3 separate regions of the Mus musculus genome follow, and regions 1 and 3 are each linked to region 2. A link is a loop called in an ENCODE intact Hi-C map of the cell type or tissue named here. Cell type or tissue: left cerebral cortex. All regions are shown on one strand. Each heading gives the region's core, and the rest is flanking DNA. Links, peaks and the distances in the headings are about the cores only.

Region 1 (7,905 bases), core at 2,606-6,605, 80 kb after region 2:
AGAGTTCTCTTCTCTCCTGTGCTGCTTTCTAGCCTGCTCTGGTGCCAGCAGAACAGATTGTTAAAGAAAATCAGAAATAGACACCCAGTATTTGTAATTCAGGGGTTCCAGGGCAAGACATAGAATATGCATTTGAACGCCTTTATAGGCAGTGATGCTGTTGTCATGGGCCCAGGAATTATAGCACTGTGCTTAGTTCTGGCCTTGACATATTGGTTTAGGATCATGTCTCTTCTTTCCCAAACTTTTGCTTCTATCTTCTGTAGAACCAAGCTGAACTCCTCCACCTGGCAGCAAGCCACCCCTTGCTCTGTGAAGGCTAGATGTTTTATATCCTACGTCCAGATCTAATCTGCTATTTATGCTCTAAGAAGAATCCATCTTGGCATTGGTTTAGATTGCTGTATAATATATAAATTTTAGGTTTATTTGGTGTTTGAGACAAAATGCTCCCAGGTGACTTTGTATCTTAGAGAAGCTCTTCTTTTCTCATGGAATTTTTATCTTATGTAAAATGGGAAAACTGGTTTGAAACCTGAAGTCTTTTGGGATCGAGGCTCTGAGCGCATAACTTTGTATTTCCTAAATCACAAAGTGCTGCTATGTGCTGGCTGGTTTATTGTGTTTTCCTTAAAGGGCTCTTGTTTTTCCTCTCCCAGCCCCTCCCTCCTTCCCTTTTATCTAATTTTTCTTTCTGTACTAAAGATGTAGTTATGGCATACAAAGCAAGCTCTCTATCATGGAGGAACATTTAATAGCCCAAAGGTCATTTCTTATAGTTACGGATCTTAGAAAAAAATTATAAGTAGTTTTTGGGTTAACTAGTTAGCATTAAAAGATGGGGTGGGGAGGTGTGATGTTTTGGAAACAAAAGAGACAAAGAAAAAAATTCCCATTGAGCCTGACCTTGGGATGAAAAGGTAACAAACTCCCCTTCATTCCTGTCTCTGCTTGGTTTACCTCTGGGGTATTAAATAAACATCCTGGAAATGGTTTGTGGCTCATTGTAAGGCTTCCTTAGGAAAAGATGAAATGCTTCCCCATGGGAAAAGTGCTTGACTCTTTCAACAGATGGTCTTCTTGCCAACTCTCAAGTGGAAACAGTCCTCTTGTACACCCAGTGATGACAGCCAATAAAAAGGATATCAAAAATGTACCCCCAAGGGAAACTCGGTTTTATCCCCAAGTGACTGGGAGATGAAGAAAATCTCAGCACCATGTTTTCTAGGACAGTAGCCATCAGCCTCCTAGTCTAGAAAAATTTAAACTTAGAGTAAACCTTGGTACCACTTAATTTGTGCACTTACAAGACCCCCCTAGCCAGTGTCTGCCTCAGTAAATAACAGTCAACATTTCTGCCATCAGAGCAAGTCCTTTGGGGTCTACCCTACAACTCAGTTCCCTTAGAATGTATCTTAATGTGCCAGAGCCTTTTAGGTCCTGTGACATCAATGTCTTACTAAAGCTCTGTCCCTTTAATTTGACTCTATATACTCTGGAATAAGTACTGAGTTCTTTAAAATATCAGGACTGACCTTTGTAGACAAGGTAGGCCCTTATGTGTGAGGCCACTATCCTGTTCTTTCGCTAAGGCGTCATTCCCATTGCTATGTTATCACTGTTGCCCTGAACTTGTCAGTTATTAGTCAGGTCCTGACGTTTGACTCTTCCAGATCTTTGCCTACAATGCATCCCTTCCTTTCCCCCTTCTTCCTTAACCAGTCTGTGTGGTCCTTCAAGACCCTGGTGAACGTCTACATGAATGGCTACACTCTTTCCTTGCTCATATGGCTCTCCTGTAGCACTCCTAAGATCTTCCTGTGATCATCTGTTTCTGTTCCTCCTACTTGAATGTGAGCACCTAAGGGCTGACTCTGACTCCATCCCCTCCTTGAACACCCCATGGATAAAACAGAGTGGCAGCTTGCACCAGGACTGAGTCGCTTCTCACAGGAGTAAGGTGGCTGCTTTTTAAACACAGGGCTGAGTGAGCGAGTGAGTGAGTGAGTGAGTGAGTGAGTGAGTGAGTGGCTGGCTAGCTGACTGACTGACTGACTGACTGACTGACTGACTGACTGACTGACTGACCTAGTGACTTGAGTGGTAAACAGCCTCCTCCATAGGCCACATGAAGACTAGAATGCTTGCTAGCCCAAGTCCCCAACCCTGGCATTTCTTTTCAAACCCTGGGGAATCATTATGTCTGTTCAGAACCTATACCTTTGAACTTGTGGTGTTAGCCTAGACACTAGGGCCCCACTCCCTAGCATGAGTTAATCATTCTAAGAATAATGTAGGTCAGGAGATAAGGAGACAAACTGGCTTCTATTTAGACAGATGTTGCTAATAGGCTCTGTGTGTACTCCTAATGAAGTGGGCCATAAATTCCAAGCTCTGCATACTGTGGCAAGGTGGGCCGCTTGCATTGTGATGAGTCTACAGTATTCTGCTAGTTTAGTGTTAAGGGGATTAAAATGCAAGCCATTAAATTGTGCTTACTGTAGCGGCTGTGATTCAAGCATGCATAGGGAACTTGTTTGTTTAAAGTTCCTAGTAGAAGTTTCAGTACTAGGAACTAAGGCAGATCCTGGTTTGGACTCTGCTCTCATTTAATGAGGGCATTGTAACAATTACTCGAGCCTTACATTTGTTGAGCCTTAATTTCCCATTATAAACTCTACTGCATTTATCTCCCACTGGAATCCTCAATATGGAAATGATGCTGTCATTAGAAAAATCTATCTTATCTTTCAGAACCAAAGATAATTTTTTGAGGACCTACAATATTCCAGGCATTAAGCTAGTCTGCCTCATGGGTGTGATGTTAGTAAATCCTCCCATATCTCTCCACGAGGAAATCAATTAGTGCCCACCATTTTTCTTATGATTGAAGCCCAAAGACATTAAGTGCCTTGCACATAAACACCCAGAAGAAAGAATGGAGTTCATAGTCATCCCTGCCCTGCAGCTACTGGTCCAAGGGTGCTCCCACTCATACTGTTGGACATCCCCTATTAGGAAGTATTTCTAAAATGGTTCTGCAGAGGTGCTGTGAATATGATAAATGGTGCTCTAGTTGGCTTAAAAGCAGAACAACTACTTAGTAGCTTCTTTCAACCACATGAAGTCCTTCAACAGATTTATTTAATGGCATGTATCAGTGAGATTTAGTGCATTTGAGAATGCTTGCTATTGCTAGCTCGAACCCGGAGAGGCCATGTTAAATGGACCATGGGTAGCCTGTGAGAATAGCCAGTGGTACCCTCAGCTTACTGTGAGAAGTGGGGACAACAGTCCAGCAATCACAGGAACTGAATTCTGCCAAATCAGTCAGAGCCTGAGAGTGAGTGCTTTTCCAGAGCCTCCAGGCAAGGGCCCAGCATGGCCAACGGCTTGACTTCAGCCCAGTGAGACCCCAATGTTGGGCCCCATTGAGCCTGACTGCACTCCTGACCTTTAGAGTTGTGAATGGTGCATGGGCATTGGTTTAAGCTGATAAGTCTTCAGTGATTTGTTATATGGGCAAAACAAAACTAATACAAATGTGTTGTATTAGTTTGTAGCACACCATAGCCCTGATTGGGCATATCCAACCCCAGACTGCCAAGGACAGCTATGACCACAGCCCAACACAGAACTGTAAACATCTTTACAACATTATGAATTGTGTTTTGTGATTCATCTGCACAATTTTCAAGAAAGAACTTGAAATGGCAATATTGGGTCACAACCCGGTAGGATAATTTTGTGGGAAAAACAAATGAAAGGAAGACTATGAAATACTTGATACACTCTCAGAAGCACTTATAAATTACTTCTTCGTCCTAAGAGATAACTTAGTGTGTAAAGTACTTGCCATGCCTTGACTGTGAGTCTCTAGAACCCACATAAAAAGCTGAAGGTGATGGCACATGCCTGTAATCCCTTAGTTAGGGAGGCAGAGGCAGAAAATAACCATGACCCACTATCCAGATAACTTAGACTATGGGTAAGTCATAAGGCCTAGAGAAAAATAATAGTTACTCACCCTGAGGAACAACACCAGAGGTTGATATCTGACCTCCATACATGTACTTGTTGCACACATACATCAGCACACATGTGTACACACATACACCCGCACACACACACACACATAACTTGATTTTATACATCACACTCATGTGATAAGTAGTAAACTAAGGCTTCAAATGAGTAACTTGCATGCTGAAAGCCATGGAGCTGGTGAAAGTCAAGGAGCAAACACATAAGAAGAGCCGCTTCTTCTGAAGGCTCACGGTCCAGAATCATAAATGTACAGTGGAGCTATCCATGGAACCTCCGAGAATAAAGATTCTTACATTCTGACCTCAGTTGTCAGGATCTAAGACCAGGGTTGGTCCCAGCTAATTATAGTTTAGATGCTTCATGAATGTTTTTTATGGTCCAGCATAGGAATGTATGGTCACTACTGTAGGAATGACGTCCTTGAATCTGGAGTCCTTATAATCACACTTGCATCTGGAGTAGGGCTCCCTTGCCACTTTGCAGATGCTCCCTTGATACATGATACAAGGTATAGCAGTGTTGTAACAGTTGCCTGTTTCTGACGTCCTGAGGATGCTGGGCTAAACTCTTAGCTTCAGTCTCTTTGACCTTGGAGTAGTTTGTGGTGAACCCATTTCCTCATCTCCATCCATCACCTTGTTTTAATGGCTAACAGAGCAAACCCTATAACTACATCAGACACCTTTCAGGGCTTATGAATCAGCTGTTAGCATCCTCTCTCCCCAGTCACCTACAGGCACATAGTTCCTTTCTTTTCTTACTCTGCCGAGGAGCCGTGTTTTCCACCTGACAGCAAAGGGTTTAAAATAAGCTGGTTAAGAATAGGAGCAGAAACAAAGCTGCCTTATGGAGATGGTGAATCCTTCCTGAGTGGGCTGAGCTGTGGGGGACAGGCAGATAAAGACTGAGCATGAAAAGAACATTCGAGCTCAAAGTGGGTTCCCAACCAGGAGTGCTGGCTTTCGGATCATCTTTGCAGTCTCAGGAGTGGGCATGCTTGGTGCCTCTCTTGTTTCCCACTCAGATTTATTTTTAAAAGTTTCCTTTCTCAGAACAGTGCTACTCCTAATATGCCACACAATGAAAACCTTCTTGAAGAAAAAGGAAGGCAAGTGGAATCCCTCGGACACATGGTTGTCTACCAGACATGGGTATGCTAATGATGGTCCCATTCTAAAATATTTATATGGACCCCAGTGTCTTTACAAAGAAATAGCATGAGTCTGTCAAATCAGTTTATGTGGCATCTACTGGAGCTTCTGACAATGGATATGAGAGCTGAGAACTCCCCATTCCCCAAATGCCAAGCCTGTAATACTCTGCCTTCATGGTATCTAATAAATGACAGTGCACATGCTGCTGTTCAAATGGCCGCCATCTGCTGGACTGGATAGGGCTTCTGATTGCAAGGTGGAAGGGAGTCTGCATCCACTAGCTCTTTAGCATCTGGGTCTGTTTCCTCTCTAAAACGAAGAGAATGTGTTTACATTCCCTCCAAGATATATGTAAGCTGTCGGAGCCCAGAGTACATTGAGGATGTCCGTGATCACCTGTCTTGTTCTTCCTGCATGCTTCTTGCTTAGCACAGTGTCCTGCGGGTAGCAACTGTATAGTAAATATTTACTAATAAAGCTTGGCTGAAGTAATGAATTTGGGCTATCCTTGAAGTCTGTAAAGAAACCATTGCATATTATCTGTGTAAGAACAAATGGCCATTGCCTTTGACTGTGCCATACCTGTGTTATTATAGTAGAAATCATAGATTTACTGTCCTTTGGCTCACCAGTCCCCTAGACGTTAGTTTCTTATAGAGCTTTTATGTTATATGAACCTCAAGTATTAGCCAGTCTGGACATCACATTGTCTGAGAAGGCATGTACGACCATGGCCATTGAGCATATAGAGAGAACCCAGAGCCCAGAAGCATACTTCATCCTCAGTTACTCTGTGAAGTGTTATCATGTAGGGATGTTACAATAACACTGTGGAGAAATGGCAAGTCCAAGACCAATAAAACACCCAGCCAGTGAGCCAGCAGCTAAGGCAGAGCTATAGAGACCAAGACCTGATTGACATCTGATATCAGAATGGAGGCTACTGAAATCAGAAGTCACATCTGCTGTTTTTCTTGAATGGCCTTTCTCCTAGAGGGTCTATTTACCTTCCCTTTCTCCAAACAGAACACATGCTGTCTTGGTGGTGGGTCTCAGGCAAGGGAATTCAATTTAGACAAAGTTAGACAAAATTAGAATATTAAACAAAATGGTGTCAACGGCTGGCACTTTGGTTCACCAAGCCATAATGAGTGATACACATCTAGGTCTCAGATTCTGCATTATTAATATGTAGCTGATGAGACACTCATGGTATTGGTGTGGTCATAGTGTCTAGCATATAGTAGGTACATGTTTTCTCTTCTCTTTTTCTAAGATTCACTTACCCCCTGTCTTTGTCTTCGTGCATGCATAATATGTGAGGAAGCCAGAAGAGAGTGTGGATCTCCTGGAACTGTAGTTAAAGACAGTTGTGGCCCACCATATAAGTAGAGGCAATTAAACCCAGGTCTTCTGGGAGATCAGCCAGCGCTCTTAAATGCTACACCATCTCTTCAATTCCTCTGTTCTCCATTTCATTCTTAGTCATTCCTTCAATATGACTTGGATACCAAGTGTGGTTTTTGATATAGGCAGATCCAAACAGAGACAGTCTTGTTTCCCTTGCCGCACAGATGAGTGGAAGCAGCAGCCATTTGGCAGAGAAAAAAATGGCAAGTGACCATATAGTTGGTTACATCTATGCCATGAATACAAATGGGAACTATGAGTTCTAGTCTGTGGGGCAACTATAAGTATGATCTATTCTTCCACAGCATAAGTGTTTTAAGATATCTTAGTTAGCCCAGTTTGGAAGACAAGTGCTCTCTAACATTTTGTGTGATGCTGTATATACCTTTCTTACTGAAAATTGTATTCCTCTGTACTCCAAACAGTCAAAGGATACTCGGGTATAAAGGTTCCAGGCCATGTGAGCATGCATAGTGAGACTCTATGTCAAAAACCAAAAATCAAAAAAAAAAAAAAATCCTTGTGTATGGCAACCGTGAATACATACCTGGAGATCTGTTAAAAAAAATAACAACCTTTCCCTATGGGTCAACCCTCTGTCAAATGACCATAGTACTAATTAACATTCATGACAACTACAAAGAACAGAGGCTGAGCACCTCAAAGTCAGAATGCTCCAAAATGTGGAACTTCTCCGCATGCTCACATGATGGCCTCATGGAAACACTTTGCAAACTGATCTACTGAGTGGCACACAGCTGTCCTGAACATACTGCACAGCATCCTCTTCAGGATACGTGAGTGAAGTGTAGATGGAGCACAGCAAATTCTGTATATGCCCATGGATCTCATTCTCAAGGGGATTCTGCTCCTGCATATATTCTGAAATCCAGTTAAATCCAGACTCTGAAACTCAAGCCTTTCTGGATAAGCAATCTAGGTCTATAGTCATGAACTCACTTTTAATATGCAACGTAAATTTTTCTAAGCATTTACGTTCGCCACCTTAGCTAATACCCCTTGGCTTCTCAAAACAGGCACATTTTGTTGTCCCCATGAGACAGATGAGAGAGCAGGAATGTCAGGGTAAGTAATTCTGAAGAGCCACCAGCTCATGACTGGCAGAAGTGTGAACTTCCAGGTTTGCTTGACTTCAATGTCCATGTTCTTTTATGAGAACATTATGCTGCCTCCAGACATCTCTTTATTTAGAAAAGAAAAATAACGTGATTGAGTTTGTTAACAGCAGATCCAAAATAGAAAGCTGTAAATGCTGCCGGTTCTGTTCTATATA
Region 2 (7,905 bases), core at 1,436-5,435:
GCATCCTCTCTGCAGCCTGGACATAGGAGGAATGTTCGGACACATGGTACCACTTGTTGAGACCTTTTCAACTGCTTTTCTATCATCGGCCATGGCAGGAGCTAACTGCTTGCAAGTCTTAGAGGAGGTCTGCTGAGGGACCAGCTGCAGCAGGTGTTCACCGTTTTGGAAAGATGCCCAACACTCTAGAAGGGCACCTGGCCACTGCTTTTAGTGCACAGAAAACACCTGGAAGATAATGTCAGCTGTTTCTTTAGGGTCATCCTCCAAGCTGTCTCAAATGGAGTCCCATGACAGGCTTAGTGCCTTCATCAGGACAGGAAGAGAGCTCTTATTCTCCATCATGTGAAGACACAAGGAAGGTGGCCATCTTCATCCATGGAAAGGATCCTTGGGAGGCAGGGCCCCTAACTGTTGGTACTTTGTTTTTGGACTTCCTAGTCCTCAGAAGTGTGACTTGCAGCCACATTCCTAGGGATGGAGATGGGTTCACAGCAATGCATCACCAGGAAATCGTGAATGCAGTGCATGGGCATCATAGGTCGGAGTTGCCCAAGGTAGCACATCCGTGATACAATCTGGGAATGCCAAGACACATGAGGTCTATCCTCAGTCAAGATGTCGTTCACTTGGTCCTCACACCAAATCTTGAGGAGAAAGGTAGCTTCTTTAATAAGTAGAAAAAAGAAAGCTCAGAAACAGAAGCCAAGCTCTAAGGTGCAGGACTAGGTGTTGGTCCTTGTAAGGATTTCTCCTCCCCATCCTTAGACTCACAGAGCAGCCAGACCTTCCCATGGCAGCCTGGACCATGGTCTGAGAATCAGAGATGAGTTGTATGGAACTCAGAAAGGGGAACACAGGTTTTTCCTCTTGCCTGCCTGCCTTCTGCCACCAGGCTTGTACAGGCTGGACCTAGAGGCAGGTGGGTGACTGGACTCCGAGAACCAGCTCCTAGAAGGTGGCTGACAGTGAGGATTGCTGAGTGTGAAGTGTTGGCTCTGAAGGATGACCAGAGGTTAGTGAGCACAGGAAGGGAAGGGCTGCCCTTGGGAGGGACTTGAGTAGGGGAGAGAGGCAGAGCAGGAAGACAGATATGGCCTTGGAGGTGGCTTACCATGGGACAGGGAGGCAGAGAGACTTCGGCTTTTCAATGCATCCTCTTTCTTCCTCTTTGTCCCCTTCTCCAATACAGACCATTAATTGAATGTTTCTTTATAGATCCCAAGACCCACATTACTATTACCTACTTTTGATCCCATACAATGCAGGAGGGGGCGTCTCTTGGTTTTATCGACTGCTTCCACTTCTTTATCTGATTTCACGTAATTAGAAAATAAACAGATAAAATGATACCTTCATTGCTAATGAATGATTCATGCCCTCCCCCACCCCCTTGTCTTTTGTCATAAGAGGAAGCCTAGCAGGTCTGTCTTAAATGAGGATATCTGTAGATGAGAGAAAAATGTGAGCGATTAACTCCAAATTGAGTGGATTGTGAATTCTGAAGAGTCTGAGGGGTCCTCTGTAATAAAGTTTAGATTGGTTCACTTAACGGTTCACCTGGCTCGGGTGGAGCCCACATTCACAGCATATGAATGCTATTGACCTGTTAATTTGAAATGTTCTAATCTGCATAAAAATGGATTGTATTAATTGTTTCACATTAACCAGGTCTGATTGTAATGTCTGATTGAATTAGGCTGAGTTTTTTCTGTCCGCCTCTTCCGCTGTTCCATCCGCTCCACACACACATAACTTCCCCCTCCCTGCCAATCACGAGGACTGGAGGGGCTGCATCGCTCTGATATTGCAGAAACACGCCATGCTTTTACAAATATAAACAGCCATCAGCTCTGTGTGTCTGCACTGCGTGACATGGCTCTCCAGATGGTCCTTGTTTCTGATTACCCCCAGTCACATTTCTCTCCCCAACTGCACTGGTTTACAACCTTTTTCAGAATCTTGATTAATAACGTATACACCTTAAACCAACTCGTGCTTCAAAAAAGCCATGGAATGGAAAAGAAATTGATGCTTTAAAAATGTAGTTCTTAACGATCCTAGCAGCATACAGCCAGATCTGTGGTGGTCTATACCCTGCTAAGTCTTAAGGTTTAAATTCATGGTTGAATTTGATCCTGCTCTGGGAGAGGCTGAATTCTGGGCCCTGGAGATGTGGCTTACGTATATGAAACGCCAGCCACAATGCTAGTCAACACAGAGAGGGAGGCTTTCTGCTGCATAGGGACTCTACTTTAGCTGTGTAGTGGTATCTACAGAGAAGGAGAATGCCTTCCAGAAAGTACTGGTTTTATTTTGTCCCCACCCCCATCATTTCTGGATGCTCAGGCTATGCACTTGTCTCCCATATCTGTCCATGACTCAGATAATCCTAACCTGTGAAGCCTTTCTTCCCTGCATCCATGTGTAAGCCTCTCTGAGTATCTCATCATAGGCCAGAAAGCATTGTATTTATCTTTCTACTTATTTCCGTGAAGTGGGGCAAAGAGTCAGTTATCTATAAGAAGTCAAGGCTTCAGAGAGAAACTTAGGGGGAATCTGGTCCTATTTCTTAGGCCTTGGCTATTCAGCCTGTGATCCAGTGTCACCTGGGAAATGGGGTAGACACAAACAATCTCAGCAGGATCAGAACAGAATGTGAGGGTTAAAAGCCCAAGCAGGGAGGGGCGAGGGGAGGAGGAAAAGAGACACAGAGACACAAGAGACACCTAGACACACGTACACACCTGCAGAGACAGACAGAGACAGACACAGACCCAGACCACAGATGCATACAGAGAGGCAGAAAATAAGTTGGGAAGCACTGGACTAACTAATTTGGCTTTGGAATCACTGGAGGATCTTTATAACCCCTTGGGTTGCCCCTCATAGAGGTGCTAATTCTACTGGTTGGGGGCCCTTTCAAAGCAATCCTGAGGGAGCCTGGTTGAGAGGGCCTCCTGGCAGCTGGCTGAAGTGCCACTATGCCCCTCACACTCATCTTGCTCTATTGTCATTTTCACTTATGTCCCCACTTAAACATTTATGTACTTTTTTTTATCCTGCGACTTTAATAAAACCTCTCTGCATAATCATTCTTGAACGTGAATGGCAATGAGTCGCTGCAGTTGCTTTAACGCCGATTTTGATGATGAAATTGGAACACATTTATGGAAAATCACAATCAATAGTTTGAAGAGCAGAGTCATAGAAATGGCAGAAAAATGATTCAGAAAGTTGTTAGTTGAGTGAGGTAAAAGCTGATGGAATAAATCAGGTGGTTTGCACAGAGATAAGTTAGGCAAGGAGAAGACATAGCTTGATCTCCCTTAATACGAGAGACACTTACAGGTCCCCCTCCCTCTGAGCCCTAGGCTACACAGCTGTGACATTTGTATGGCTACTCTATCACAGTACGATTATCAAATGCATTAATGAAAGTACAGTGTTCATTTAGATCAGGTACTGGACTGCCGTGTCCCCTGTAGGTACTGCACATTGAGGACTTAGTGAGCATCATGGGTAATATAGAAATCACACCATGGGAGGTGGAATGTGTTAGTGTGAATGACTGAAAAAAGAGAGGATGTAGCGAGGACATACATAATTGCTTTTTTTTTTCCCTCAGAATGGTGACCAATGTGTGGAAAGACTGGAGCTGTGCTGTGCTTCGCCACAGGACAGCTCAGAGGCCAGTGGGATTCAGGGAGGCAGGCTTTGGCTGATGTAGGAAAGACTTCGTGCCAGAGAGAGCTGTCCAATAATAGAACCGGCTGCCTGGGGAGATGGGGAGAGCGAGCGAGCTCTCTATCTTTGGAAATGTTCTAGCAGAGCCTGGATAGCCATCTGTTGTGGGTATTGTGGAAAGATTCCTGCATTTGATAGATGAATAGAATTGTGTTGTTGATAATAGTAGTAAATGTGTCTACTATGTGCTCTTTGCAGACACACTGCCGGGTACTTAGTCAGGCAAGTTTGTCTCCCTTGTCACCTTTCACCCAGGAAAGCCATGCTGGGATGGGGGCTGTCACTCCATTTGTGTAGATGAAAAGGATTCAGGGTGAGAGTTTGAACCCTAGGTTTTCTGACTCCAGGGCAATTTGTCCACCAGTTGTGTCTGCTTTTGACAATCTTATCCATTGCAGATTCCACGATGGATTTCATATATATTCGTTTACTGCATTCAAGGTGTCCCGTAGGCAAGCCAGGTAGGTGTAAAAGGCACTGAAGGAGATGAATAGGAAGTTCAGGGAGCTGAGAACAGTGGTCAGGTATCAGAGGGAGACTTGAACATCCTTGGCCATTGGATGAGAGGAACGGAGTTGGGGCTTATTTTTGTGAATGCGGAATATGGCATTGTGAGAAGTTTAGTGAGTTCCTATAAATTGTTTCCTTTTGTATAAGGTAGAGATGGAAACAATTCCTTAAAGGGTTTTGAGATTAAGTGAGATTTCATGCAGAGCATGCTCATAAGTACCTAGGAGCCTTTGATGTAGACAGTGGCCATTGACTTGCTGAGACTCCCAAGGTAGTGATTGTGGAGGCAGGAGACTGTAAACTCTGACTCCTATTTTCGAGGAGGAAGGGGGAAGCTGCTACTGCATATTGGAAGATAGGGCTTTTATTTGTTTGCTTCTTTCTTTGTTTTTGGTGTGTGTGTGTAATGTGTACTGTGTAATACGGAATATGTAGCATGTAGTATCATAAACTGTTTGGTGCATTCACAGTCCTATGTTGATTCACATGTTCCTCTGTGTGTGTGTGTGGTGTGTGTGTGTGTGTGTGTGTGTGTGTGTGTGTGTGTGTGTGTGGTGTGTGTGTGTGTGTGGTGTGTGCACGCACACGTGCGTGTGTAGAAGCCATTGCAGGGTATAGGGAGCCTTCTTCCATTGCTGTGTCCTTGTTCTCTTGATGCAGGGCCGTCCCCTCACTGGTGCTCACTATTTTGCCTAAGTTGATTGGGTAAAGAGCCCTTGAAATCTGCCTGTCTCATGCCCCCAGCTTTTTTTATATGGGTACAAGGGTCTTCCAGTCAGGTCCTTGTGCTTGCAGAACATGTGTTCTTATCCTCTAGGCTGTCTTCCTACTCTCATAAGGTAAGCTTATAGCCTCAGTATAAGGTTCTTTAAATGCCTTATCTTCATGGAAACTGTGTAAGAGCAATGTCGACCCTGGAGTCTTGAAACAGTGCCTGAAGGTATGCATTTGTTCCTGAGCCATATCTGGGTGCCAGTGCCGCCTGGCTGTGTGCCCTCCTGTACCATTCCTTTGTATGCCTCAGTTTGATCAACTGTAAGATGGGAATGCTTGTTTATCTTCCTTAGACCCATTTACGTAATAAGAAGTCGGCTCACTGTTTAAATTCGTATCATTGATAACCATTAGATTCTCTAGCCTAAATTAACACTAGTGCTTTTCCAACTGCTCCTTCAGGATTGATTCTACCTTGTCTATCACACCGAACAGAGTCAGTGTGAAGGAGTTAGGAGGACTGGGCAGGTGGACTCCCTGCCTTTACAGTTCAGTTAGTGCTTACTGTCTCTGTGACTTGGGGCAACTTGAGGTCTCTGCAAGCCTTGGATTCTTTCATATAATGTGGCCATAACGGCAACACCCATTTCATATCCACTTGAGAATAAATGACATACAAGTGTGGTGTATTTACAACAATGCCTAGGAGTCTTCAACAGTAAATTGCCAACAAATGACTCTGTATCTCTATCTTTACTGCATGGATTGATGCTACCTATATAATTCTATGATATATGAGCATTATCTATAGACAGGTTTCTGTCTAAGCAAGCATTGCCTGCATGGCAGGATATAAAGGGGTGGGTTTTTATATAGAGAATTTCTGGTTGTAATTGTGCTGTGGAACGGAAAGAAACCAAGATCTATCAAGGTGAATGAGAATCTTGCAGAGGAATATGTGCTAGTTAATAAGAGACAACGGTTAATCTGGCTAACCGTGACTTGAGGGACACGGACATCTTATTGCTGGTGTTCCCAAGGTCACTGTCGTTGTTTAAAGATGCAGTCAGAGGCTCAGGTTCCTTCTGTTAGCTCCTTGGGTTCTTTCATGGTCTCAGACTAGCTACGACAGATCCGCATCACCCTCATATGTCGTGGAAAACAGAAATAAGCCAAGACACTGGGGACAGTCAGATGGAACTTCCCTTGTTTATTTACTATTTGTTTTAATCAGAGGAGGAAAAAAAAAAAAAAAAGATGATTTCCCAGAAGGGACTCCCGTATAGCACAGCACCTACTCACTTCCTGCTTTTCTCTGTTTGCCAGAACCGGATCGTTTTGCCGCTTCCAGCCAGAAGGGAGGCCAAGAACACAAGTATCTGGCTTCGTTCAGCATCTCTCAGGGAGAGGTGGGCAGGGAGAGGGGGGCGTGTAAGCGGAACAGCTTTCCATGGGTCAGTTACTAAGTGAAAAAATGGCAGCTCATGGCCTCTAGGAGAGGTCACAGGGGCTCACTGATAAGTGGCGGAAGCTGGATTTTCTGGGCGGGGAGAAAAACAGACATTAAGGAGACTTCAGGGGCCTTAAAGAAGCCTCCCACTATAGAGATATCATTTTTTCAGTAACTAATGCAGAGGAAGCACCCGGGTTCCAAATATGGGAACAGGAAAACTGTCATGGAAGAGGCAGCCAATTGCTCTTGCTTGCAGCTGCTGACTCTGACCCTATACACCCTCTTCAGTCCTCAGCTGCTGGGTACCAGTGCATCCTTTTGGGAGCCAGACCATGTGTTAGGGCAGAATAAAGATGCTCATCTCACTAGCTACTCCTGTTCTCCAGGCGAACTGTTTGCAGGGAGAGGGGCAGTGTACACAGTAGTAACAGGTCTAGTAATTAGCAAGAGCCCCGAGGCCTTGCATCACTTCTAAAAGGACAAGGTGATTCAATAAGATCTGTCACTACCCCTGAGAGTTTCCCAGATGGAGAGACAGGTGGGGACCTCCAGTGCTAATGACAGGGAGGCCCCTGGCCCACAGTTGTTAGAGTAGATGAGGTGGGACCAAAGCAAAGCAGGTGGGCATGAGGCTGCATGCCTGCTGGGGATATGTGAGCCTGTTTTTACACTCACTGCCTGTGGTGTATGCACGATCCTGGCAAACTGGGCCACTGTAAGGGTAGAGCCGTGGTGGCATGAGCCTGTTAACACAGGTAAATGGGACAGCATGGCAAAGCAAGCCCTAACTTCCATCCATGTCCTCTGTCCCCAATCCACAGGCCAAGGACTCAGATGAGCATTCACTTTTGTTTCAGTACATATTAATTGGCAGATCAAAGGTTGCCTGTGCAGCACTGTCGGTGTGCTCATTCTCCTAAGGGAGCCTGGAAGGGAAGAACACCTACAGAGGAGTCCTGGAGTCTGCTGTCTCAGCAGGAACTCGCTGGGCTCCTGGCATTTACCAGCCAGTCACAGAGGAGGCACTGGGGTTCTCCGTGAGGTATTTGGAGTGGAGGACTTGCACTTCAACAGCAGATGCTGTAGAATGCAGGAAGCGCCTGATGCTTAACTTTCTCCCATTTCTTTCCCCTCCCTCAGAAATAGAACCTGCATTTTTTTCTCTTCTACTACATAAACCACATGATTGGATGGGACAATCACTTAGCTCCACCTTTAGACCCATCAGATTGGTCTAAGTGTATGCTCATCATTTTGTCTTCCTTGGAATATTTACATGGCTGCTAGGAGTGAGATCTGAGTCAGCCAAACACTAGGGCTTGTTCACGACTCGGACTCAGCAGCTCAGAAGCACTGTTGGCTGTGGGCGATAGCAATTTAATGATAGAATGAAATTTAATGATAGATGGTTAAATTAACTTTGATCAAATGATAGATGGTTAAATTAACTTTGATGATGGGTGTAAAACTTTTAGAAATGT
Region 3 (7,905 bases), core at 2,606-6,605, 85 kb before region 2:
TCTTTCTTTCTTTCTTTCTTTCTTTCTTTCTTTTACTAAAAATCCTAATTCATGTGTAACCACAAAAGGCCTGGATAAGCTAAAATAGGAACCAACCATATCTGATTTCAAAGTGTATTACAGAGATATGGTGATCAGAACAATATGGTACTTTCATCAAAATGGATGGATTAGACCGGCAAAGCAAAATAGAGCTAGCATAGAGACAAAGGAACACATACTAAGAATGCACAGGGGAAAGGCTAACACATAGAGCAAATGGTGCTGGGAAAATATTCCCATGAAGAAAGATCAGGGCTGGTGAGATGGCTCAGTGGGTAAGAGCACCCGACTGCTCTTCCGAAGGTCAGGAGTTCAAATCCCAGCAACCACATGGTGGCTCACAACCATCCATAACGAGATCTGGCGCCCTCTTCTGGAGTGTCTGAAGACAGCTTCAGTGTACTTACATATAATAAATAATAAAAAAAAAAAGAAAGATCAAATCAAACTTCTCTTAAACTTTATGTAAAACCAATTCAAACTGGATTAGAACTTAACTATAAGACCCAAACCATAAAAATTTGAGACCAAAACCTCTGGCTAAACATTTTTGATATTTGGTCTTGCCAATGATTTTTTTTAAAAGACAAACAAGTAAACAAACAAACAAATGGACACCAGAGGGAGAGGCGACAAAAGACATTAGCAAAGTGGGCTGCTTCGGATCCAAAAGCCTTTCCGTAGCCTAAGGAACCATCAGTGTCATGGAAAGGGAACGTTGAGGTAAGGGAACAGCTAGAAAGATAAGCGCCTAGTGCCCAAGACATGTAAAGAACTCAAAGGATTCCCTTGCGAGGCGTTACCAGCGTGTCCACTGGATGGTAAAGGATCTGAATAGAGCGGATTTTTCCCCCATAAGGAGACAGGGATAGCAACAGGAATGAGCAAGGTTCCCAGACTTGAATCAAACACACAAGGAGGTAGAATTGCAACCTGCTGCAATGGCTAATACAAAAAGAAAAAAAAAAACTAGATTATAACCATTATTGGTAAAGAAGGAAGTCCATGCCCCATTGACTGCCGGTGGGATTGTGAATTAATCCACCTATTTTGGAAAACACTACAGAGATCCTTCAAAAACCAAAAGTAGAGCTCCCTTCCACGTATGTAAATCTAAGGAATGAACTGATTCTCTCTGGGAAGTGTCTGAATGTCCTTGTTCATTTCAGCAGATTCATAATAAAATCAATGGAATGTCAATCAGTGTTGATCACGGATTAAGAAAAAGTAGCGTGTGTGCTTCTAAAATGGAATATTATTAAGCTTTAAAAAGAAGTGAATCTGCCATTTGTGACAACACAATGCTCAATTGCACTGCGCTACAAGATAAGCCAGGCACAGAAAGACAAGATACAGAGCATGACAGCATATATATATATGTATATATATATATATATATATATATATATATATATATATTCTAAACAAGACAGGGTCACAAGATCAGGGTTGAATGGTAGTGTCCAGGAGTTACAGGGTTAAAAAAATAGAGAGATTCTTGTCAAAGGTGTTAACCTTTGTTATACGTTCTGGAGGTCTGTGTACCACAGGGTGAGTTAGGCACATCTAATAATAATGTACTCTACACTTGACATTTGCTAGGGGCTAGATCTGAAGTGAGCTTATCACACATGTAAAAAAAAATCTACTATGTGAGGCAATAAATATGCTAATTATCTTGATAGTGCTAATCATTTCACAATGTGAACATATGTCAAAACATCACATTGTGCACCTTAAATATACACACGACTTACTTGCCAACTATTCAGCATTGATCTGTAAGAAAAGACTCCCAAACTTAGAGGCCATAACCCACTATCAAAACAGACATGTATTTGAAAACTGCTAGGAATAAACCGGATTTAAATAGTATACAAGTTACAGAAGGCACCGCTCTGTGTTCTTCCCTTTGGGGGAGTGGCTATCACTCACTGAATTTATGGCAGGTAACCACAGGTCTGGTTTCCAATCCTGGGGTCAGTTGTGTTAACTGACCCCGAGTGCCTGTCACAAGGATCACAGGAAGACAGATGACATCAATCACGTGAGGGTGGATGGCATATATTCAGTAGCTTGCCTTTTTTTCCCAATTTGTGTTACTTATGCTATGTCTCTGTCATAAATGGACAGAGCTTTTAACATAGACCTTGATGGACAGAAGAAACCCCGCCAAAATGTGGCGAATCAAAATGAACTACTTGGACGTATTTTGGGAAGAGAACCAATGTCTACTGGGTTGTGCTTCTGCCTGCTACCCCATTTAGGGCTCATTGCAATCTCGTGAGTGAAGTGTTTACCACCAGAGAAGCACAGAGAGATGGCCTGCCAGAGGCAAAGAAGGCCAACAGATTTCCAAGTCCATATTGTAAAGGTTGTATGAGAAATACCTCAAACTACTCAGAATGGATTAAGTAATATATACAGCCTCTGCTATTCTTATTATCTTGCTGCTTCTCAGATTACATGATGAAAGCACATTTATTGATTTTTTTCTTTATGCCATACTTAATACAAATCACATTGGTATTTTCAAAATAACAGCAGTAAAGCCCCACACCTTATCTTTCAGATGAGCTATTTCTTGACATTTAGCTGAGTGGCAAAATATCCCTTTAAATTTGGTTCAGTTTAACCAGGAAGGCCCTGAGGCCCATAGTGGGCAGCTTGTGCCTATACATCATACTTTCTTCCAGGCTGGAGATAGGAACAGCTGTGTCTTGTTGCCCCCATTGGATTTCATGGGAATTTGCCCAGTTTCCACGGTAGACTTTGTCCAACACTGACTAGAGATAGTTTTACGTTCTTATACATTGTATGGCTTGGCAAACTGAGTTTGCCAGTTCCCTCTGGTGTCTGTAGTGGCAAAGTCAGGTGAAGACAGGAGGCAGGAGACAGCTACAGGTCAGACCTCAGACATGAACTCTTAAAAGGCATGTATGTGGATGTTTCAAAGCTGTCCCTAAATCGGGGAAGTTTAGATTTTGTTGTGGTAGAGTCTGTAAAAAGTCAGATTTACTCGAGCTTACCTAAGGTCTGGCATTTACTAGCCTGTAGAAATGACTAACACTCAACTATACTCTCACTTATTTCCTCTGCGAGGTCTAAAATTTCTCTTTTCTTGGTATTGAGTTCAGACTCCAGGGACTTCTCTTTGTAAACAATGGAAGTAAAAATGTTTTCTTGATCACAGCTGAGTCGTTCCAGCCAATCTCAACTTCACACTGGGTGTAGAACCTGGTGCCCAACTCCTCCCACTTTCCAGAACTTTTGTAAAAGTTGGAGAGAAATCCGGTGGAGGTTCCCTGGTCCCACCTTTAGACTGACAGCCACCCAGAGGTAGACAGAAACCATCAAGAATGGAACCTCTCTGCCAAGTTGTGGGAAATTTCTTCCGATCAGCCCTTCTCAGTAGATTTCATCCTGCCTATGACCTCAGGACTTTTTTTTTTTCTTGTCTCTATGTAAATTGCTATCTTTTCAGAGGTGCCTGACAGCCAAGTTTTGCAGGGCCTCCATTTGTACAGAGCTGTTATTATGGGATAAGTGTAATGGCTCGTGAATTTTGTGGAGGAAGGGAGGGTCTCCAGATGACTTTGTACAAACCAGCCACGGACCTACTGACTCCACAAGCAGTGCATTAGGCTAAATATTTTTAGCCCATTGACTCTAGAGGTAATAACCCTAAATGCATCATTAAATTTTCATGGGTGAATAACAGAAGCTACAAGAAAAAATCCCCCTCCCCAAGAAAAGCCCCCAAAACAAGCCACCGCTTTAGCTTTATTATCGCTCAGCTGGAGGGCAGGAGTGTGACCCCTCAAAAGAAGAGTAAACTTAAAGCAAGTATTTGGTTCTCTTCCTTTGCTCTCAGGCACCAGGCTCCCAGAGACAGGCAGTAGGTGATTTTCACACTCCCCCTTCCCACCAAGCTTTCAAGCCTCTGGAGACATGCGTGCCACACTGGCGTTGACAAAGCCGAATCCAATCTCAAGGTGGAAGAATTTCCGACTAATCCAATTATTTTTTGCCACTCGGTGTTCCTGAGATCTTTTTGTAAGGTAGGACCCGAAGAGCCTTCTTCAGCACAACAGGTTCTAATTTACAGGAGGGTCTACTGCCCTGCATTCTAAGAATGGAGTAGGGAAAACAAGTTAACTGGGGCCTGCGTGCCCTCAGGGGCACAGGAGGCTGCCTAGAGCGGATTGAAATAGTGACAAGTGCGGAACAACTTTGCCTGGGAAGCGGCAATAAAAGGCGGGCTGGAGCCGGCCTGGGCGGCTGGGAGAGGACGCCCCCTTCTGCCAAGGGGCTCGGGGCAAGAAGCTCGCGCGGCCTCCGCTTGGCTCTGCGCCCGTCTACTTGTGAGCATAGAGGCTTGGCTAAAAGCAGGCGCTGGAGAATCAGCAGAGTCCTAGAGGGGGCTGCAGCGGCTGCCTAGGAGCGTGGCGGGCTCCCAGCGCAACCCCCAACCCCACCCCCTGCGACGAACCGCAGGGCGGGGACCCCAAGCTCTTCGCTCCGATCGGTCTCTACTCCCGGGATGGGGGGCGAGCGAGGGGGCTGGAGGAGCGCGACCGCGAGCCGCGGCGCCCCCGCTCGCCTGCTCGTTGGCTCTTCCCCTTCGTCGGCGCCGCGGCGACTCCGCTGAGCTGTCGCTCGGAACGCGTTCCGGCGGCGAACAGAGCGCCCTGGCGGGAGAGGGAGCCGGCGAGGAAGGGCTTGGGACGCTCAGTGGCAGGTGAGCGGCGGGGCTGGCGCGGGGCGGGGGCCGCGGGAGGAGGCGGGTCTGCGCACCGCACGGGGGCTGGTCTCCTCCCCCTGCTCTGACGCGCGCCCGTCGCTTCCCGGGGAGGATGGACCCAGCTCGGCGCTCACCCGGGCTTCCCCGGGCTGGAGAGCGCGTTTGAGTGCGGCCGCCCGCAGGGCATGGAGAGCCGTGTCCCGGGCGGCTGCGGCAGCCAAGGAGGATGCTCCGGGGGAGCCGAGGTGAGAGGCGCGGCGGGGGGCACGCGGGGGACCCCGAGTTGAGCGGGCGCAGGTGGCCCGCGGGGACACCCGGCTTCCGCGAGCCCGGGTAGCTCGGCTGGGGCCCGCGAGCCCGGGTACGGAGGAAGGCTTTCGGGGCGCTTCTCTAGGGAGTTTGGCGCGAGGTGCCGTGCACTAGCGAGTGCCGCAGTTTTCTATCATCTCCCACCACTTGCTTGGGAAGCTACCCTGCGTCTCCTTTCCGGTTGGTCCCCACTTCCTTCGTCCTACTTCTGAACACTCGGGATCCTCTCTTTAGGCTTGCCTACCCGAGACCCCCTGTGTTCTCCTGCGGCTCTAGCCACCCAAGGCTGCCTTCTCCCACTCTAGAACCTGCGGAGTTCTCCCTAAGCTTCCTCCCTGTCTTGCTGGTGCTACCCGCGGGTCGGACCTCTTCCCCACTCCGCGGAACCTGCACTTCCCTACATCACAGCAGCGCTTTGGCTCTGCCTCGACCACTCCATTAACTGGACCCATCCCAATCAAGCCAACCCTTTCCGCAGACACCGGCGCTGGACCGAAACCTTTCTTCGGGTCCTGCGACCAGGTGTTCCCCGTCGCGCTCCCTCCACTATTCAGTCCTCAGGCCCTTGGTCACCCGCCACTCCCCTCGCATCCGGCCCTCTTCTACCATAACTCTGTACCCTACTCTCTCGAACGCAAGATAAGGATTTTTCATGCTGGGGAAACTTTGATTCTTTATGGTTAGTCTTGTAAAGGAGCCCTACGATTCAGTCCAAGCCACCAAAGGAGCCTGGAGTCAGGGAGTCCTGATTTAGGGGTAGTTTTGTGTTAAGGCTCCCGGAAGGTACTTGGTGATTCTACAAAGTGTATTTCCACACCCTGCTGGTCACTGCTTCTGCTGTCTGCATCCCGCAGAGTATGCTTGTGACCCCTGGTGGGAGGGTGAGTCTTTACTGCACTTTTAAAGGCGCTTTTTCTTTCTTTCTCTATTTCTTTTGGGGTTGGTGTTAGTGGACTCGGCGGGGTGGGCAGAGAAAGCTGCTTTGCAAACTGGTGCGGCTAGGCTGCCACACGGTCTAGTAGTCCACCCTGCACGCCCTTTCACGTTGGGAACCCGCCCCAACCCCCATCTGCATCACACAAGTCCTCATTGTTGGGGGTCTGCGGGGTATTTCCGCCTGGGCTATGAGAGTGAAGGAATGGTATGGGGGCGGGGAGCCCAGGGCTCTAGGCGACTGTCGGGAGCTGGAGACTTGGAGAGCGCCGCGGCGCGGGCAAGTGCTAGTTCGGAAATGTGTTTCTGAGGCAGGATTCGTGGCCGCGTGGAGGGGCGGAGGGGGGGGGGCGGAGAGGGAGGGGGAAGGGAGGGAGGAGAGAAAGAAAAGAAAGAAAGAAAAAAAAAGAAAGAAAAGAAAGAGAGCTCGGAGTGGAGGAGAGATTGCGGAGGCTGGATCGCCATTCTCTGCTCAGAGGCCTCCTAAAGGATGCCACAATGCCTCCCAGTGCCAAACTCCGGAGGTGAGAGCATCCTTGCCACTGCTTCCCCCTTCTCTGATTTCCTTGTGGAGCTGGCCCATTAGACACACTTTCACAATGTTGATGGTTTTGAATGAAGGCTTTGTGGGGGCTCTACTGACACTTCCCAACACTTAACATGTTTGCAAAGTAATCATATAAATTAAAGGTGGCTTACGTTCAGAACCTTCTAATTATCCAGTTCACGCTTGTACATTCATGTGCCAATTATGGGTCTTCGGGAAATCCATAAAATTATAAACCATCCCACCCCCTGAATTAGCACCCATTGTTTTTTATTATCTCCAAGATGAGCAATTCTGGATGGAATCCTGAGTTGCACAGCGAAAAAGAGAGATGTGCTATGGGGTGAGGTTAGACAAACGCCCCCTTCCCATCTCTTTTCCTCCCTATCTTGACAAGGCTTCGTGGCTCTTCTAGAGACTGAAAGGGATCAAAGATTTTCTTGATTTCCCATTGAGCTGGGCGACCTAATCAAAGCTGTATAAAAGTCAACTTCTAAGCAATCAAATTGTCTGCTGCTGTCCTTGATTGAAACCCTAGCATTCAAATGGAGTATTGAAGAACTCTCAGAAATGGCTTTTGAAGTGCTATTGTTCTTTTCCATACACACGGGCTCTCGTAGAGGTTTAGGAAGTTCAAAATGCAGTGATGTGAAAGCGATGTGACTTTGTAACTATTTGACAACGCAGGATCTGCAGCGGGAGAGAAGAGGCCAACGTGGGGGAAGCGACAACATGTTACTATATTCCTGGGAACTGGGTAGCTCTCAAGTGGGTACATTCTTTTACTCATGAACTTGGCCATTAAATCTAAAAGCAGATTTGGAACGTGATTTTTAGTAGGAGGATCCTATATGTTTCTTATTTGTCATGATTCTTTTTTTGGTGGTAGTTTGCTTATCTGAAACATTTAATCATGTTCAGTGTACTCAACAATAAAATCTGAATAGATTTTAAAATCTGCTTATTGTTGATGAAGCTCAGCTCACAGGCTGTTTTCACAGTATGTCCTGTTTGCAAGGAGCTCCATTGTGTGAGGCTGCAGAGATGAGAGGCTCCATCACTTGCTGGTCCCTCCCCAGAGTCACAGAGGAACCTGATGCTTCAGTCCCCTTTGCCCTCCGAAGTCATTTTATTTTAAGCAGGTGGGCCTTTGGCTTGGTTCACGATCATGTACCCATCTAAACATTGCATTTGGTGGGTTTTTGAGGCTTGGAGCCATGCTGCAGACAGATGAAGAATCTATTCGAGGCAGCACTTCATTTTGATAATTCACTCAAGTCAAACATAAAGCAGAGAAGCAGAGTTGATGCTGTTTAGATGGCACCGGAAC

Evidence for each region. Hi-C counts contacts between places; a loop is a spot of excess contacts. Peaks named below come from ENCODE experiments on the same cell type or tissue, not always from the same donor. Only the 100,000 strongest peaks of a DNase experiment are listed, where the experiment ranks them.
Region 1: it touches region 2 in a loop (5-fold over the local background); 2 of 42 quality-filtered maps call a loop at or near these places.
Region 3: a loop joins it to region 2, with 8 times the contacts of the local background. A loop is called at or near these places in 4 of 42 quality-filtered maps.

What each region holds. Positions count from the first base shown.
Region 1 is chr4:104,528,120-104,536,024 of GRCm38, forward strand. The region is part of intron 5 of Dab1 (disabled 1); the gene reads left to right. Among named protein-coding and RNA genes, the nearest start is that of C8b, 230 kb to the right of the region's middle. In left cerebral cortex, for the core only: no CTCF peak of the experiment used is centred there; a DNase peak (open chromatin) is centred at 4,951; H3K27ac peaks cover 1,222 bases.
Region 2 is chr4:104,449,007-104,456,911 of GRCm38, forward strand. The region is part of intron 4 of Dab1 (disabled 1); the gene reads left to right. Among named protein-coding and RNA genes, the nearest start is that of C8b, 310 kb to the right of the region's middle. In left cerebral cortex, for the core only: CTCF peaks have their summits at 3,472 and 3,715; a DNase peak (open chromatin) is centred at 3,746; H3K27ac peaks cover 2,393 bases.
Region 3 is chr4:104,362,687-104,370,591 of GRCm38, forward strand. All of the region lies in intron 4 of Dab1 (disabled 1), which reads left to right. Among named protein-coding and RNA genes, the nearest start is that of Gm36661, 340 kb to the left of the region's middle. In left cerebral cortex, for the core only: CTCF peaks have their summits at 4,354 (motif pointing left), 5,957 (motif pointing left) and 6,285; DNase peaks (open chromatin) are centred at 4,015, 4,367, 4,846, 5,178 and 3 more places; H3K4me3 peaks cover 2,618 bases; H3K27ac peaks cover 2,586 bases.